Regions from separate parts of the Homo sapiens genome. Here region 1 is linked to region 2. The links are chromatin loops, found by intact Hi-C in ENCODE. Cell type or tissue: breast epithelium. All regions are shown on one strand.

Region 1 (2,500 bases), 500 kb before region 2:
GACAGCTGCAGTGTTGCAGGAGACTGCTACTCTGCCATGGCCCCATGACAGGCCCAGAACCTCTCCCCAGTCACTCCCTCCACCTCCTTTACAGTGATTCGGAATGTCAAGTTTAAGATCCTGGATGCGGTGGTTGCCCAGGAGCCCCTGCACCGGGGCGGGGGCCAGATCATCCCCACAGCCAGGAGAGTCGTCTACTCTGCCTTCCTCATGGTAAGAGAATGGGGCGGTAGGGGACCATCTGCTTCACTGGACAGGGGACTAAGTGAAGGAGCAAGTGGGACTATAGGCCCCCAGCCTTCCCCAAGCTGAGGGGCCTTTCTTCTTGCTCTGCTGCAGGCTACTCCTCGTCTGATGGAGCCTTACTACTTTGTAGAGGTCCAGGCCCCTGCAGATTGCGTCTCTGCAGTTTATACCGTCCTGGCCAGGCGCAGGTGAGCGGCCCCAGGCGTATTAGGGAGAGTGCTGAGAGCAAGAGCAGAACAAGAGTCACCTCGGCTCCTACAGGGAAGAGAGGTTGGCCTTCTCTACCCTCCTCTCTCTGGAAACCCCGAGAGCTGATTTTCCAGAAAGAAGTAGGAGCGGAGGGAGGCAAGCCCCCGCTTTTCTGCAGATTAAAATTTGACATTTCTCCATCCTGGCTAACACAGTGAAACCCCGTCTCTACTAAAAATACAAAAAATTAGCTGGGCGTGGTGGCGGGTGCCTGTAGTCCCAGCTACTTGGGAGGCTGAGTCAGGAGAATGGCGTGAACCCAGGAGGCGGAGCTTGCAGTGAGCCGAGATGGCGCCACTGCATTCCAGCCTGGGCGACAGAGCAAGGCTCTGTCTCAAAAAAAAAAAATTGACATTTCTTTTGGGATCCCCTCCTCACAGAGCTGTTGGAGGCAGTGCTGAGGCAAGTCAGTGATGGGAATGTCTTTGGGCCCTTGTCCCTTCACCATCCCACTCCTGTCCTCTGCCCAGAGGTTGCTGCCACTTTGACTTCCACAGGGAATTATACTGAGAGCCCTGAGCCTTTTCTGCTTTTTGTAGAACATTCTTGGTTACTCTTTCTTTGATGGTAACTCTGGGCTGGAATGCATTTGGGGGACAGCAAATGCTGGATTGCTTCTTGGCTTTTGGCCTATGTTTGACTAGAGGCTCAGCCTTTGTTTTTCTGTCTCAGGGGGCACGTGACTCAGGATGCACCCATCCCAGGCTCCCCTCTGTACACCATCAAAGCTTTTATCCCGGCCATCGACTCTTTTGGCTTTGAGACTGATCTCCGGACTCACACCCAGGGACAAGCCTTTTCTCTGTCTGTCTTCCACCACTGGCAGGTGAGAAAGCAATGCAGGCTGGCGGACTTGGCTTCCCACCTCTGCAAGCCTCATCCCCTTCTGTCCTGATCCCTCTCCAAGCCCTAAGTGAGGTGTACAGCATCCTGGAGAAGAGTCCTCCTCTGGGGAGCATATATTCAGGGCAACTTGAATCTGTGTCTCTCAGTTTAAAAAAAAAAAAAGAAATAATAGGGCCGGCTATGGTGGTTCACACCTGTAATCCCAGCACTTTGGGAGGCTGAGGCGGGCAGGTCACCTGAGGTCAGGAGTTCGAGACCAGCTTGACCAACATGCAGAAACCCCATCTGTACTAAAAATATAAAATTAGCTAGGCGTGGTGGTGCATGCCTGTAATCCCAGCTACTTGGGAGGCTGAGGTAGGAGAATCGCTTGAACCCGGGAGGCGGAGGTTGCATTGAGCCGAGATCATGCCATTGTACTCCAGCCTGGGAGACAAGAGCGAAACTCCATCTCAAAAAAATAATAATAAGTAATAAATTTAGGAATAAAATAAATAAGAAGAGTCCTGCTTCTGGGCCTGAATCTTCTGGGAATTCTGCCTGGGCCATCTGAAATTCCTTTGCCTTTTAGATTGTGCCTGGTGATCCCCTGGACAAGAGCATTGTCATCCGCCCCTTGGAGCCACAGCCAGCTCCTCACCTGGCCCGGGAATTCATGATCAAAACCCGCCGTAGGAAGGTATGTCTCCCTTGGGCCTGTTGCCATCCCTCAACCCCCCAGGACTCTCAGAAGCAGGATCTCTCTCTCTTTCTTTTGGCCCCTTTTCCTAAGGGACACTTTTCCAATGTAGAGATATGATCTGTATACTCCTTAGGCAACCAAACCTGGGCCCCAGTCTCGTTGGGAAAGGAGAGCCTTATCCTCCCATGTGATAGTACCCTAAAGGCAGGGCTCCTGAAACACCACCACCTACATTCCAGCCACCACTAGCCTCCCCACTGAACACAGGTCTTGGATAGTCTCCTTGCTTAGTCTGCGACCACCTCGGGCTTTCTTATATTTGCCCCATTCCCTGCAGGGCCTCAGTGAAGATGTGAGCATCAGCAAATTCTTCGATGATCCTATGTTGCTGGAACTTGCCAAACAGGATGTTGTGCTCAATTACCCCATGTGAGTGCGTGGACTCCTGGGAGCTCCTGCTCCCTACAGTGGGCTGCA
Region 2 (2,500 bases):
CCTGTCCCCTCACTGGGCTTAGCTCCCCTATCCAGGGGCAGGCAGGGAGGCACTCACATGGGGCAACTGGCAGCAGGCCCAGCTCCCACCCAGGCTCGGGCAGCAGGTCTGCCCCACCGGGCAGCTGGTGTGCTGGTCACAGCCGATGTCTCTGGGGTGGGATAAGGAAGCCCGGCGGGCAGGCATCTTCTCCAGTCCAGCCACGATCTCGCTTCCTCGCTGACACTGCCCCTCAGCTACACACGTGTAGCCCTGGGGGCAGCAGTGCTGGTGGTCCGAGCAGCAGACAGCCTGGGGGGTGGGCAGGAAAGGGCGTTGTAGGTAGCCACTATGTGGGGCGCAGTGCCGAGCCCCTACCTACTCCAGCCCGCCTCTCCTGCTTACAGCACCTCCAGCTGGGGACGAATCTGTCAGAGCTGGGTATCACCTATGGGCTATGCGGAGGGCAGAAAGCAATAGGAGCTTGGCCACCCACCTGCCCAGGCCAAGATGCTGTCCCCTCCCATATACCTCTGGGATTGGACAGCAGCCCCACTCCCCAGACGTGAGTTGGCAGCAGGTATCGGAGGAGGGACAGCTGCTGACATTATCACAGGGGACATCTCTCTTCAAGGCTTGTGGGTCTGGCAGGCTGAGGTGAGCTGGGGCCTTCTCCATCCAGGGCACCTGGTGGGGCCCCTGTTCACAGGTACCCTTCTGCGTGTCACACGTAAACCCCGCGGGACAGCAGTGTATGTGGTCCTCACAGCACACAGCCTAGGGCAGATGAAGAAGGGCAGGTGGGCACTGGGGCCCGGCTGCCTGCCACACTGTGCTCAGCCCACCCACCCGCCACCCCTGGGTACCTGGGTAAAAGGGCAGCAGCCCCAGGCCCCCGACTGTAGACGGCAGCAGGTATAGCCATCTGGGCAGCTCACCTCCATGTCACATTTCACATCCCCCACTGTGAGGGAAGCAGAGAGGACAGGTCAGAAGTGGCACTGGGGACCCTCAGGGGTATCAACCCTTTGCCGGCTCCACAGCTGGAACCAGGTGTTGAAGATGGAGGGTACCGCTTACACCACCTTGCAGTGATCCTAAGGCCAGGCCTAAAAGGGAGGAAAGGGGGCCCCACCCCTGTATCTGCACCCTGCCTCTGGTACCTGTGTGCGCAGGCAGCTTAGTGAGGAGGTCCGTGGTAGCGTTCTCCTTGGAGAGGCACTTACTCTGGATCAGGTCACACACAGTGTCTTGGGGGCAGCAGTGCAGGTGATCGGAGCAGCAGGTGGCCTGAGTGGGGACAGGGGTGGGTCTTTGTCACTTCCAGGCTCAGTAGCACACAGGGAGCAGCCAGGCTGATGGCTGGCACTGCCCCAATCCCCCACTAGGGGGTAGCATGAACCCTGCATCAGCCAGGCTCCCAGCAAGCAGCCAGCCAGCCCCATGCCACAGAGCCCCTGTAAGGTGCGTGTCAGGGCCAGGTGGCTGGGGGCACACAGCCAAGCTGGCTCCAGCCCCTCACTCACGTTGGGCATTGGGCAGCAGCCATACTTCCCACTGGGCAGCTCACAGCAGGTAGAACCATCAGGGCACCGGGACCGTGCGTCCGGACACATGACCGAGCTGGACAAGGCCACTGGAAGAGGAGCAAACGTGAGGGGCAGCCAGGATGGAGGAAACTTTTTCCTACACTTGGAGTCAATGAGGCCCCGCCCCAGCCCCTGGCCTGATGCTCTCCCACCTCCTCACCTGCCCTGTTAGTCCTCTGGGCAGGGAGCTTCTTTGCCAGGGGGTGGGTGCCCGTGGGTGTGATGCAGCGGGTGTGAACCAGGTCGCAGAAGGCACCGTGCGGACAGCAGTGCACCCTGTCTTCACAGCAGGAAGCCTGAGAAAAAATGGTCCTGACTCCGTCTTCACCCCCTGCCCCTGGCCCCCAACTCTGCCCCCACTTCCCTCCACATACCCCCATCTCCCCCAGATTTGTACCTGGGGCATGGGGCAGCACCCCCAGGAGCCATCGACCATAACACAGCACGTGGAGAAGTCCGGGCATTCGAACTGACTATCAGGGCACTGGATGGCACCCACGGAGTTGTTACCTGTGGACAAGATGACCCAGGATACTACCAGCCCACTCAGGGAAGGTGACTCCCCCATCACACAAGGAGCTGGTGGCACCAGGGCCTGCAAGCCCAGCTACTGGGGTTTGAGGGTGACACTAAGGCTCAGTGATCTCCTAGGCAGGCCTAACTCACCCTCCTCACAATCCAGTCCCTCCCTCAGCAAGATGGCATGGGGAAGGGGCACCCACTGACCATGGGTTGGTATTAGACCGGCCCAGCTCGACCTCTCCCCACCCCCACAACGCCTGGACCTGGAGTCTTGCACTTTCTCCCGCACCCTCCTATCCCCAGTGCTGCCCCTCTGTCCACAGCAGGGCTGTTGCTTAGTACAGATGCCACATGAATGAGGGCACAAGGGCAGGAATCAGGGCTGCCCCCGCCAGCTGGGCTCCTGGGTT

What was found. A loop is a pair of places that touch in the nucleus more often than their neighbours do. Peaks named below come from ENCODE experiments on the same cell type or tissue, not always from the same donor. Only the 100,000 strongest peaks of a DNase experiment are listed, where the experiment ranks them.
Region 1: it touches region 2 in a loop (11-fold over the local background); 1 of 110 quality-filtered maps calls a loop at or near these places.

What each region holds. Positions count from the first base shown.
Region 1 is chr17:44,851,230-44,853,729 of GRCh38, reverse strand. It overlaps EFTUD2 (elongation factor Tu GTP binding domain containing 2), which reads left to right. Exons shown (of 28, transcript NM_004247.4): 24 at 95-213; 25 at 340-434; 26 at 1,168-1,321; 27 at 1,913-2,020; 28 at 2,361-2,500. The coding sequence ends at 2,456. Among named protein-coding and RNA genes, the nearest start is that of HIGD1B, 4.6 kb to the right of the region's middle. In breast epithelium, no CTCF peak of the experiment used is centred here; no DNase peak of the experiment used is centred here; H3K27ac peaks cover 352 bases.
Region 2 is chr17:44,349,806-44,352,305 of GRCh38, reverse strand. It overlaps GRN (granulin precursor), which reads right to left. Exons shown (of 13, transcript NM_002087.4): 5 at 1,966-2,078; 6 at 1,729-1,864; 7 at 1,506-1,615; 8 at 1,143-1,269; 9 at 846-943; 10 at 511-756; 11 at 58-291. Among named protein-coding and RNA genes, the nearest start is that of GRN, 5.8 kb to the right of the region's middle. RefSeq lists a silencer at 1,231-1,525. In breast epithelium, a CTCF peak has its summit at 1,345 (motif pointing right); a DNase peak (open chromatin) is centred at 1,375.